Regions from separate parts of the Homo sapiens genome. Here region 2 is linked to region 1. Evidence: chromatin loops called from intact Hi-C (ENCODE). Cell type or tissue: dorsolateral prefrontal cortex. All regions are shown on one strand. Each heading gives the region's core, and the rest is flanking DNA. Links, peaks and the distances in the headings are about the cores only. Region 1 overlaps IQGAP1 (IQ motif containing GTPase activating protein 1). Region 2 holds the start of LOC124903555 (a long non-coding RNA gene).

The links. A loop is a pair of places that touch in the nucleus more often than their neighbours do. Peaks named below come from ENCODE experiments on the same cell type or tissue, not always from the same donor. Only the 100,000 strongest peaks of a DNase experiment are listed, where the experiment ranks them.
Region 2: it touches region 1 in a loop (4-fold over the local background); 6 of 110 quality-filtered maps call a loop at or near these places.

The regions. Positions count from the first base shown.
Region 1 is chr15:90,480,129-90,485,507 of GRCh38, reverse strand. IQGAP1 (IQ motif containing GTPase activating protein 1) reads right to left here. Exons shown (of 38, transcript NM_003870.4): 27 at 3,408-3,548; 28 at 3,227-3,311; 29 at 1,915-2,147; 30 at 1,156-1,288. Among named protein-coding and RNA genes, the nearest start is that of CRTC3, 47 kb to the left of the region's middle. In dorsolateral prefrontal cortex, for the core only: CTCF peaks have their summits at 2,731 and 2,931 (motif pointing right); a DNase peak (open chromatin) is centred at 2,927; H3K27ac peaks cover 4,563 bases.
Region 2 is chr15:90,595,128-90,600,506 of GRCh38, reverse strand. All of the region lies in intron 3 of CRTC3 (CREB regulated transcription coactivator 3), which reads right to left. It overlaps LOC124903555 (a long non-coding RNA gene), which reads left to right and starts at 4,529. Exons shown (of 2, transcript XR_007064758.1): 1 at 4,529-4,616. It overlaps LOC124903554 (a long non-coding RNA gene), which reads right to left and starts at 1,480. Exons shown (of 2, transcript XR_007064756.1): 1 at 1,393-1,480; 2 at 1-199. RefSeq lists enhancers at 2,016-2,310, 4,478-4,547. In dorsolateral prefrontal cortex, for the core only: CTCF peaks have their summits at 2,150 and 3,210; DNase peaks (open chromatin) are centred at 2,186 and 3,386; H3K27ac peaks cover 4,267 bases.

The DNA of each region.
Region 1 (5,379 bases), core at 75-5,074:
AGATTGCGCCATTGCACTCCAGCCTGAGTGACAGAGCAAGACTCCATCTCAAAAAAACAAAACAAAACAAACAAACACAAAAAACCCACAAAACACTGAAACTCAAAGTTCAATACCCAAAGTCATCAATGTACCCTACTGCCAGTTCAAATAAGTCACGTGCACGCTTTTACTTAATGTTTCCAGTGTATGACATGATTTAATTCAGAGAAAAGTATACCAAATCAATGTTATAATTATTGTAGGGGCACTCAACAAAGTCTTCAAGGTGCCATTATCCCCAGTGATGCCCTCAGAAATGACAGTAACCTGAAATTTCATTTACATTTTAACATATGCCCTTGTTCCTGTTTTACATGTCCATGTCCCCAGAGGGGAAAAAATGATTTGAAAAATCTGAAGAAACATGGAGCTCCAGCTTCCAAGGGAAAAATCCACTCCAAGGCTACACAGAGAAAGCTAGTATTCTAGATCATGTTAGAAAAATAACGCAGAGAGCTAGGGTAAAAAGAAAGAAGAGTAAAAGCACTATTTTATTAAGGCAATAGATAAATTTAGTGGGATTTTGATTCAGTAGGCCTGGGGCGGTGTCCAGGAAACTTCATTTTTAACTATCAGCCCATAGGATTCTGATGCAGGTGGCCTGGGAAGACCTTTTAGAAACTTAGCAGTAGATACTGTTAAGAATAACAAGCAAAAGGCCAGGCGTGGTGGCTCACGCCTGTAATCCCAGCACTTTTGGGGGCCGAGGTGGGCAGATCATGAGGTCAGGATATCGACACCATGCTGGCTAACACAGTGAAACCCCGTCTCTACCAAAAATTCAAAAAATTTAGCCAGGCACGGTGGCGGGTGCCTGTAGTCCCAGCTACTCGGGAGGCTGAGGCAGGAGAATGGTGTGAACCCAGGAGGTGGAGCTTGCAGTGAGCCGAGATCGCGCCACTGCACTCCAGCCTGGGCAACACAGTGAGACTCTGTCTCAAAAAATAAATAAATAAACAAAAAAGAATAACAAGCAAAAAAAGAGACATCAAGGAGATGCATTGTCAGTTAGATTACAGGAAGGTTAGACACCTGGCTACCAGAGATGATAAGCAGCAGCCAGGGATAATAATTAAGGACAATGAAATTAAGTAATTAAAGAAAAATACTTACAGTGTGGGTGTTGATGATTTCACCAATGGAAATGTAGATTACTGGTTTGGTGAGGGTTACTAAATCAGAGTACTCATCCACATTAAATTTATCCTGAAGCTCTGGGACATCACAAGCAGTTTGGAAAAACCGTCTGAAATAAGCACAGGAGGCAGCCCCCCAAAAAGGGACATACACATGAAGTTGGCAAGAGGACATTTCACAAACCTCTCACACAATGAGTGCAAACAGAAGCCAGTCAACAGTTACTTCAAGAGAAAGTGCTGTGTGTTTGCTGTGCTTGACAACCTTGGGATAGTGGTTCGAATAACTTCTTTCTCCACCTAGTTTGTAGTTTTAGTTTTACCCATAAGAACCATTGCACCATGACTTAAAAGTTTCCAGACACCATTAGGAGAACCAATTCTATCTCTAAGACAGTGCTCTGAAGCACTGAATTCAAAACTAGATGTTAATTTACAAAAATTAAAAGCATTCTCCAATTCTTCTCTGATTACAAGGTAACATGTACTAAATGCATAATCATCATTATTTTTATGTTAACTACTATCTATTTCATAAGTGTTAACTACTATCTATTTCATATGAAAATTCTCTTCAAAGTAAATGGATCATCTTCTGGAATCCTGGGCACATCAAACACGTCTTCTACATATGGCAGTCCGGGGAAAGTGAGAGGTGGTTTTTAATCTTATTTTTCCCCTCAACAATAAAAATACATCCACAGACTCTCTTAAGCACTTGTGCCTTTCCCCTTACCTGAATTTCTGGTAGGACTGGGAAAGATATTCATTAATGATGCTTAAGTGGGCATTATCTCCCAGAAACATCTTATTGGAAGCAGCATGCTGAAGCATTTTTGCAATGGAGCCCAGATTTCGGCGTTGGTCTGTGGTAAGCTGGCCTCCTGCTGACAGGTCAATGATGTCAAAGGCATCAGGAGCAACAATGGCTGGATTCATGTATCGATAATAAAGCAAGTTACCAATAATCTGGAACAGACGAAACAGAAAGATGGGTATTAAAAGACATACCACCAAGGAAGCTATAAATGACTTTGCTAGCAAAGAAAAGCAGAAAATGCAGTCCTATGAGGAAAAAATAAATAAAAAATACATATACACACGCATGCATGCACATATACACACTCTCTCTCATGGCCTGGAACTAAATGAAATATCCCTTTGTTCAATACAGGAAAACAATGAGAACAGAACTGAAAACTACTGCCAGTAGTTAATGAAAGAGCAGATTCAGAAGGTAAAAATGACACACTTAAAGTCTGTTATTAAGTATTTCAGGGCATCTTTTGTTCACATATCATGGTAGCAAATAAGGCTGCTGTCACCCACATGCACTTTGTACTTTCATGTAGATGGGCTTTCCTTATAAAAAGCTAACAAACATAGCTAAATTCCTTAACATGACCCAATCAGCATAGAGTAACCCCACCTCCCAACATTCTCATGCTGCAGACTTCAAAGGCCAAGTTCATGCCTCTGAAATTAAATTCACTTAACACACATCTCTTCCACAGAAGAATTCAGGGGCAGTCACAGCATTTCCCCTAGAGTTTCATTCAGAAGAAATAAAATTAATTCACCTGAACAGAAAGTCTAGAATCGAGGCCTCACTGTAGGAAAGCACAGAACTAGGAGAGAGAAGAAAAAAGCATTCAGATTAAAAAAAAAAAGAAAAGAGAAGAGCATAGCTGAGTAAGAAAGAGTTATCAGCAACAGCCTTAGCAGAAACAACTGTGCCTGCTACTATTCGCCAGGTCACCAGCAGAGGGAACAATACTACAGCGAAAAGATAGGACTCAAAGAAACTCATCTGAAAACAGGAAAAATCCATCTTTCTACTTGTTTGATGTTTGTGTGCCAAACTATAGGAAGTGTTTCATCCTAAGAGAGGTACCATTTACCAATTACAATTGCTTTCAAAAGCTCACAATCAATGGTAAGCTACTGCCAGAACCTACACTTAGGCAGTTAGTAATGATCTATGGTCAGCCCTGGTTTTATTGCTTTGTCCTCAAAGGGCAGGAGTCTGCCGGCTATGAGATTCTTACCTTCAGCAGCTCATCCTCACCAGCATCAGGGAACTTCTCATGCAACGAGTCCTTCAGCACTTTGGCAATGAAGCGCATCCCATAACTGCGGGATGGACAAAACTTAGTGAGAAGGGCCAAGGAGCAGAAAGGCACTTAGTGCTGGGTTCTACTGGGGGTCATGACAACTGATGGCACTCACGGGATTTTGTCCACAGAGCTGACAATGGCTGAGAGAAACTTGTCTGTCACAGCCCGCATGTTCCTGATGGAGCTGTCTAGCCGTGTCTTCACTTCTTCATGAGCTAGCGCCTGCTCAGGGGTCACATCATAGGGCAGTTTGCTGGGAAGACAGAAATTATACCCAACTATGTTAGACTAACAGCCAGGAACAGCCTGAAGCAAGTGTCTTATCTTTCATAAACTATAAGACCCAGAAATATTAGATAGCTTAAGCTCATCCTCACGGGGCTGGTAAGTGATAAGTCTAGAATCTGAACGCAGGTTTTTAACTGTGAATCAGGTGCCTGAATTGTGTGCCAGGCACAATAACAGGCACTTGGGAATAAAAGTTATACAAGACATGACACCTTCTCTTCAGTCTTTTACAGTCTGGTGGGAGCGACACACAAACAGATGATTATAAACCTATTGTGCTGTAAATCAGTTCACCAAAAGTGCCACAGGACCATAGGGAAAGGGCTTCAACTCAGAATGGAAAAAGCAAGGAAAGCTTCCAAAACGAAGGGATGCTTGAACTCAGGAAAAAAGGAGAGGAAGAGTCTTCTAGGAAGGAAGGGGAGACAGGAGAAATGACAGTGGAAAAGCAGACAGGGAGCAGGCCATGACAGACCCCGTATATGATACTGACAAATCTGGACTTTGTTAGAAACCAGAAGGAGGTCTTCAAGGATAGGAGTGCTATGCCAGGCACAGCAGCACATGCTAGCATTCCCAGCTACTAGGAAGGCTGAGGTGGGAGGACTGCTTGAGCAAGACCTTGTCTTAAAAAAAAAAAAAAAAAAAAAAAAAAGAGGCAGAGAGAGCTTTGGTACACACAGAAGGGGAAGAGAAGGCAATGTGACCACAAAGGCAGAGGCTGGAACCACACAGCCACAAGTTGAGGGATGTCAACAGTCACCACAAGCTCTAAGAGTCAAGAAACAGAGTTTCCACTAGAGCCTCTGCAGGGAGCGTGGCTCTTCCAGCACCTCGACTTCATGATAATGGTTTCAAATTTCTGGCCTCCACAATTGTGAGACCATGACTTTCGGTTGTTTTAAGCCACCCAATTTGAGGTGATTTGTTATGGCAGCCTTAGAAAATACAAGTAGAGGCCGGGTGTGGTGGCTCACGCCTGTCATCCTAGCACTTTGGGAGGCCGAGGCGGGTGGATCACCTGAGGTCAGGAGTTTGAGACCAGCCTGGCCAACATGGAGAAACCCCATCTTTACTATAAATACAAAAATTAGCCAGGCGTGTGGCGCATGCCTGTAATCCCAGCTATTCGGGAGGCTGAGGCAGCAGAATCGCTTGAACCAGGGAGGCAGAGGTTGCAGTGAGCTGAGATTACACCATTGCACTCCAGCCTGACCAACAGAACGAGACTCTGTCTCAACCACAACAACAAAAAGAAAAATACAAGTAGATAGGGATACCCCTCTTCATTTGTCATAGCATGGCTAAATTAAAATTGGTAGACTATGAACACAAAAATTCTGCAAAAATCAACAGAAACATTCTATGAGAAATAAATAAATACATGGAACTTAACAATAAAGAATATTGTATATTTTATTATTTATATGAGTTTTAAAAGTAGTAACCAGCAAGGGAATCAATATGCTAAAAAACGTTGGTGATAGAACAGAACATTAACTTTGAGATTTTAGGAAAGAACATTCCCAAGAGGTGACAAGATTCCAGTTTGCTACGTGTATGGTGGCTGAAGTAAAAGAAGAAAGCTAAGGGACCTGTGATGCTTACCTGCAGGACAGATCCCCACCACACCACCATCCCTCACAGTCACTGGTATCTTAAAAAGAGTTCAAATCAATTTCCTTTTTTTTTTTTTTTTTTTTTAAGATATGGGGTCTACATTGCCCAGGCAGTGCTCAAACTCCTGGGCTCAAGCGATCTTCCTGTCTTGGCCTCCTGAGCAACTGGGACTACTG
Region 2 (5,379 bases), core at 208-5,207, 110 kb before region 1:
AGCTATGCTGCCTCTCAGGAAACAGTGAACTATGCCAAATGCCCCCAGAAAATAGAAAATAGTACCTGGAGTGTTCTGGGAAGGATGGAGGCTATAAGAGAAGGTACCATCTGCTCGGGCTCAGGAGGAAACAGGAGCCTTGATGGAGTGGGGCCCTATCCTGCAGGCCTGGGCTGGGCAGCTCAAATAAATACAGAATCTGGAATTAGGAAAACGGAGGCTCTCATGAGTTCTTAGTGATTTGGTGGGAAATGTCTTCTTTGCCAGGAGAGGCATTAGGATTGCAAGTTTCATCTTCTATGTATTCGTTTTCTTTGACAAGTCTCATTATCTTATTTCTTAATTTGACCTTAAATCAATAAAATAAAACAGATAATTTCCAAAGAGAGACATTTCTTCAACATTCACTATTAGGCTTAAGGTACATGAAGTACAGATGAGGCAAGACCACAGTAGGAGGTAGGAGAGGAAAAGGTGATAAATAGTAAGGCCCGTGACAGACAAAACCTGTCAGTATTTCTGTTGGCAAAGCCATTAGGGAGGAAACACCGAGCCTCAGAACCTACGGTTATCTGCCTTTCTCTTTTCTGCAGATTTGATGAATCTCTGTTCAGAAACGCTTAATTTCAGGAAGTAGAAGTTTACCATTTTTCTCAGTACACTGCCATCTTTAAACTCAGTATCTCTGATCTCATAGTACTGATAATACAAATTAGAATGCAGTGGTGTAATAGTCACGTAATCATCAAACGCTGGTGATTTCAATGTTGAGGTGTAAGTTAGCATTTTAACCTTCCTGATATTAACAACATGAAAATATAGTAAATTCCTGGAAATTTTTAATATAATTAGGTTGAGGCATCAAAAGTTGAAAGATGTGACCTCTGAGCTCTCTTAATTTTCACTCTCATCTAATTTAGTGGATATTTGAAAACCCAAGAGAACCACTCATGTTATACACTTATACTTAATGCAAGGAAAATCTAGAAGAAGTTTATTTGTTCTTTGGAAAACTTCAGAAAACTTCATTCAGGTGGCTTTAAACTACTCCACAACACTGACATGCCCTAAGTAACAACCTCGAGACAAAGGAAACACTCTTATTTATAAACTTGAATTTACCATTTACTCAAGAAACATTTCTGGCATCCCTGCCAGGTGCCAGCGTGCCAGCGGAAGGGCAGCACAGGTCACAGGGCTTTTAACAACCACATCAGCGCCTCCTCCATTGCTTCCTTAGTTAAGCTTAGTGAAGCCTTTGGCTCAAGGAAGATTTCCACATTAAAAAAGGAAGGCAGGGAGGAGGGATGATGAAAAAGATAAACAAAGAAGAGGTGGCTGCAATGGATGGAAACAAAAATTAAAGTTAAAAAAAAAAATCCCCACACTCACATGGATCTTTTCTTATCCCTCTGTGCACTCCTTTCCGCCCCTTTGCCTTCCGTCCTGATGTTCCCTGGGGTCCTGTGGCCTCGCAGCCTCAGGCCACACCTGCCTGCATTGCTCTGAGAGGCAAAGGATGCTCTCAGGATCCCTGGGCACCAGGCAGAGTGTGAGCAGGTGGAGGGGGTGGCGGGAGCCTCCGGGCACAGGAGCTTTAGGAGGCGCTTCCTAAGAGCCTCAGGGCCAGTGCCCGTCTTCCTGGTAGAGAGCCCCTGTCCTCCATGCTCGCCTTGGCCAATCGCATCCTTCCCTCGGCCCCACTGTCACCCACAGTCCAGTAACTCATAAATCGACACCTCCAGCTCCCAACAGTTCTTTTGTGAACTCCAAGTGCATACTTCCAACTGCCTACTCAAGTTCTCTGCCAAAAGTACCCAAGACAGCTCAAATTCTACCAAAAATCCAACCAATCACTGTCCCCTTAATCTGTTCCTCTTCTTATAGTCCATCTCATTTAGTGAGGCCACCGTCCACCAAGACACTCATGTTAGGATCTCAGAGTCATCCCAGTGTGTTCTCTCTCTCCCCAAGCCTCTGCAGTTCTGTGCAGGAAAATCTTCCTCCTCGAGTTACTGCCTCAATCCATCAACACAGGGACTGCTGTTCCTCTCAACCTGTGGAGTGTTAGAGGGAACAGTTCTTACTCTTCACCAAAGGAAGGGGAGCAGCTCTTCTTCTTCTGATAAGAGAGGACATCAGTTGGCCAGTTTACCAGTGGGTGGGGTTACTGAGCCACAGAAGCTGAAAACAAGACCCGCCCTGGCCCTTTCTTTGTGCTGCTTGACCTGCGGCTGGGTGAGCAGGCCCAGGGTTCCCTTCTCTTGGCTTCCCGTCCCTGTGCGGTCAGTGTACCTGGGCAGGGCTCAGGAACTGCCTTGTCGGGGCAGCCTGGAAGCCAGTCATTTCTCTCCTGCTCTGGAACTCTGTGTTCTGCCAGGGACACAGTTTGTGGGGCAGGCCTGAGACCTTCCATGTAGCTGGTGGGGTAAGTGGGCTCGGAGTCTGGTTAACAGAACCCACCTACCAAGACAAGTTTCAGGGTCAGATTTAATATATAAAACTGGCCACAATTTGGCTCCTTCCTGATTGCTCAGCCATGTGTTTATTGTCATTCTACTTCTTTTTGTCCCTTTACCTCTAACTATGTCCCACTAGAAGACATCTTAAAGTGAAACTGTAAGGGAGGATATGAGTGGCATCTTTTTGAGTCCTTGCATTTATAAGAACATCCTGTTTCCCTCAGCAAATGAGAGGCAAACAGGTTGCATGTGGTATTGTGAAGTCAGAATATTTCCCCCTTAAAATTCTAAAGACCAATGTTTCCTTGTCCTTCAAGATAAGACGGGTGTTAGGTAACAGTTGGATTTTGTGATCACTTAAGTTTTGAAATTCTGGGTTAAAGATAAGAAGTTTATTAACTGCAGGACTTTTCAGAGCCCTGATATATACGGTCAGGCTCCAAGAGGTGATACAGAGTATGGTGTTTCTCAAATGTAATAGGCCATGCATCTCAAAGAAACAGTGTCCTATAAACCAATGTCCTAACATTTTCATCTCATTATGATGAAAAGAATCAAAGCAAGGCCCAGCCCAGAGAGGAGAATCATTCCTAACTCTAGTAGGTCTTAGGCATCTCTTCACGACCCTTCACGCTGGTGAACTCTTGACTTCCTTTCAAGGAAGGCATTTCGTGTTTCCTTCTGAGCGTGTCATCCACAAGGCTGAGAAAATATTTTATTTGCTATAAATTTATGTTAATAGTTCAGAAGTTTAGCAATGGTGTTTGGGACACGGCACGTCTGCCAACCTTGATGAGTGAGAGTAAGAAGGGCTGCTACAGACTGCACATCTGCAGAAGGGCAGAAGAGCTTCTCTTCCAAGTGCCCGAGCCCAGGCCCCCAGCCAGGAGCAAGCCCTGGCAGTGCCTCTCCTCCGCCTGTGTGGGGCTAGGCCAGGGCCCAGCTGCAGCTGTGCCTTGGTCTTGTGTGGCCACCCATGCCAAGGGCAAAGCCCACTCCAGAAGGAATCTCCTGTGGCAGAGCTCTGCGTGCTGTGGCTGCCCACTCTGAGAGGAGGCCAGAGTATTTGTTAAACAATGTTCGTTTTATTTGAGATCACCCTATCATAGGAGTGAACCCTTAAAACCCTTGTCTAAGCCAGTGTGTCTTAAATAACACCCAAGCCAAGAAACAGCTATAATAATTCTGATTTTTTCCTTTTGTTCTAACAAAGATTCAAACTAGTGTTTTATACTTTCAAATGAAGAAACTTCATTTAAAAAGTCATAGACAAATGTTCAAGGCCACAATTTTAAGCAGATTATTTCACAACCAACAGAATGCAGGTCGTGAAAGCAAAGACGGAATCACAGCCCTCCTCCTCCAAGTGGAATAGATTAACACCAAAATAAAATCATCCCATTTCACGGACCCTTGATTCCTCAAAAGAGACTGGGCTAAAGAACTTTCTTTGCATCAACCGATGTCCAGTCCCAGGAACCCAATTTAGGAGCTTAGGAGACCACAGAGACATGGCTCATGATCAGTGAATCTGACTCATACTGTCTAATAACTTTAATTTCTCTGCATATTAACTTGGTTTTTGTTTCTCCTTCCTTTAGGAGTTGACTAGCTTTGCTTATGCTCTCAAGTTGATCCATACAGTGCCAGATTATACCCTATCATAAGAGATAGGGTCCCCTGAACACAAGAAGTCATCTCCCCTTCTGGGTAGGACTTTGCACCACATTCTCTTCCCTCTGCCTGGAACATACCTCCCAACTGCTTTACTCTCTTAAATCTCACTCATTACCATCTAAAACCATTTTCCTTTCTTATTGCCTGTTTGCTGTCATCTCCCACAGGACTGTGAACTCAAGAAAGCAGGAAGTATGCCTCCCTTATTCATCACTGGGTCCCCAGTGCTTAGAACAGTGCCTGGCACAGAGACGGGGCTCTGTAAAGATCTGCTGAATGAACACTTTATCCTCTTACTTCTTATCCTTCAAGCCTCAGATGTTCCCCCAGGATGCCTTCTTCGTTTCCCCAGACTAGTTCAAGCTGCACCTCCGACGTGCTCCCACAGCCCCTGAGCTGCCTCCCTGCAGACGCCATACCTGCCGTGGCTGCTTGTTTGCTGAGTAGCCTCTCCCACTGAACCCTGGGCAACTTGAGGTCAGGGACCATGCTGTTTACTGTTACAGTGAATTAAAATGTCTAAAACGGTGTCTGACCACTAGCACATACTTAACAAATAATTTTTATAAGTGAATAAACATTCTCCTCTTTTTTCTTCAATTCCCTTCTCTATTTTGGTTAGTAAAACTATATGCATGCTTATACATTTAGACCGTACTTCAAAAGTATCTGAGATAGCCACATATACATACACACACGTATATATAGCATAATGTTTAATCTAATATATAGAAATGAGAGCACTGACAGGAAAAAGAGGGAACTGAGAACTGAAAAAATATACATTGGTTTTTTTTTTTTTTTTTTGAGACGGAGTCTCGCTCTGTTGCCCAGGCTGGAGTGCAGTGGCGCGATCTCGGTTCACCGCAAGCTCCACCTCCCGGGTTCACACCATTCTCCTGCCTCAGCCTGGGACTATAGGTGCCCACCACCGAGCCTGGCTAATTTTTTGTAATTTTAGTAGAGACGGGGTTTCACCACGTTAGCCAGGATGGTCTCAATCTCCTGACCTCGTGATCTGCCCACCTCGGCCTCCCAAAGTGCTGGGATTACAGGCGTGAGCCACCATGCCCAGCCAAAAAAAATACATTGTTAAATCAATCAAAGAAACACTCCAAGTCTTTTGCCTGAATATTCTTGGCAATTTGGACAACGGTTTGATGTACCACTCCATCCTGACATGTACAAATTTGCTGATGAATTGCCTCCATTTCCTTTTGCCTTTTTCATTCAATGTCAA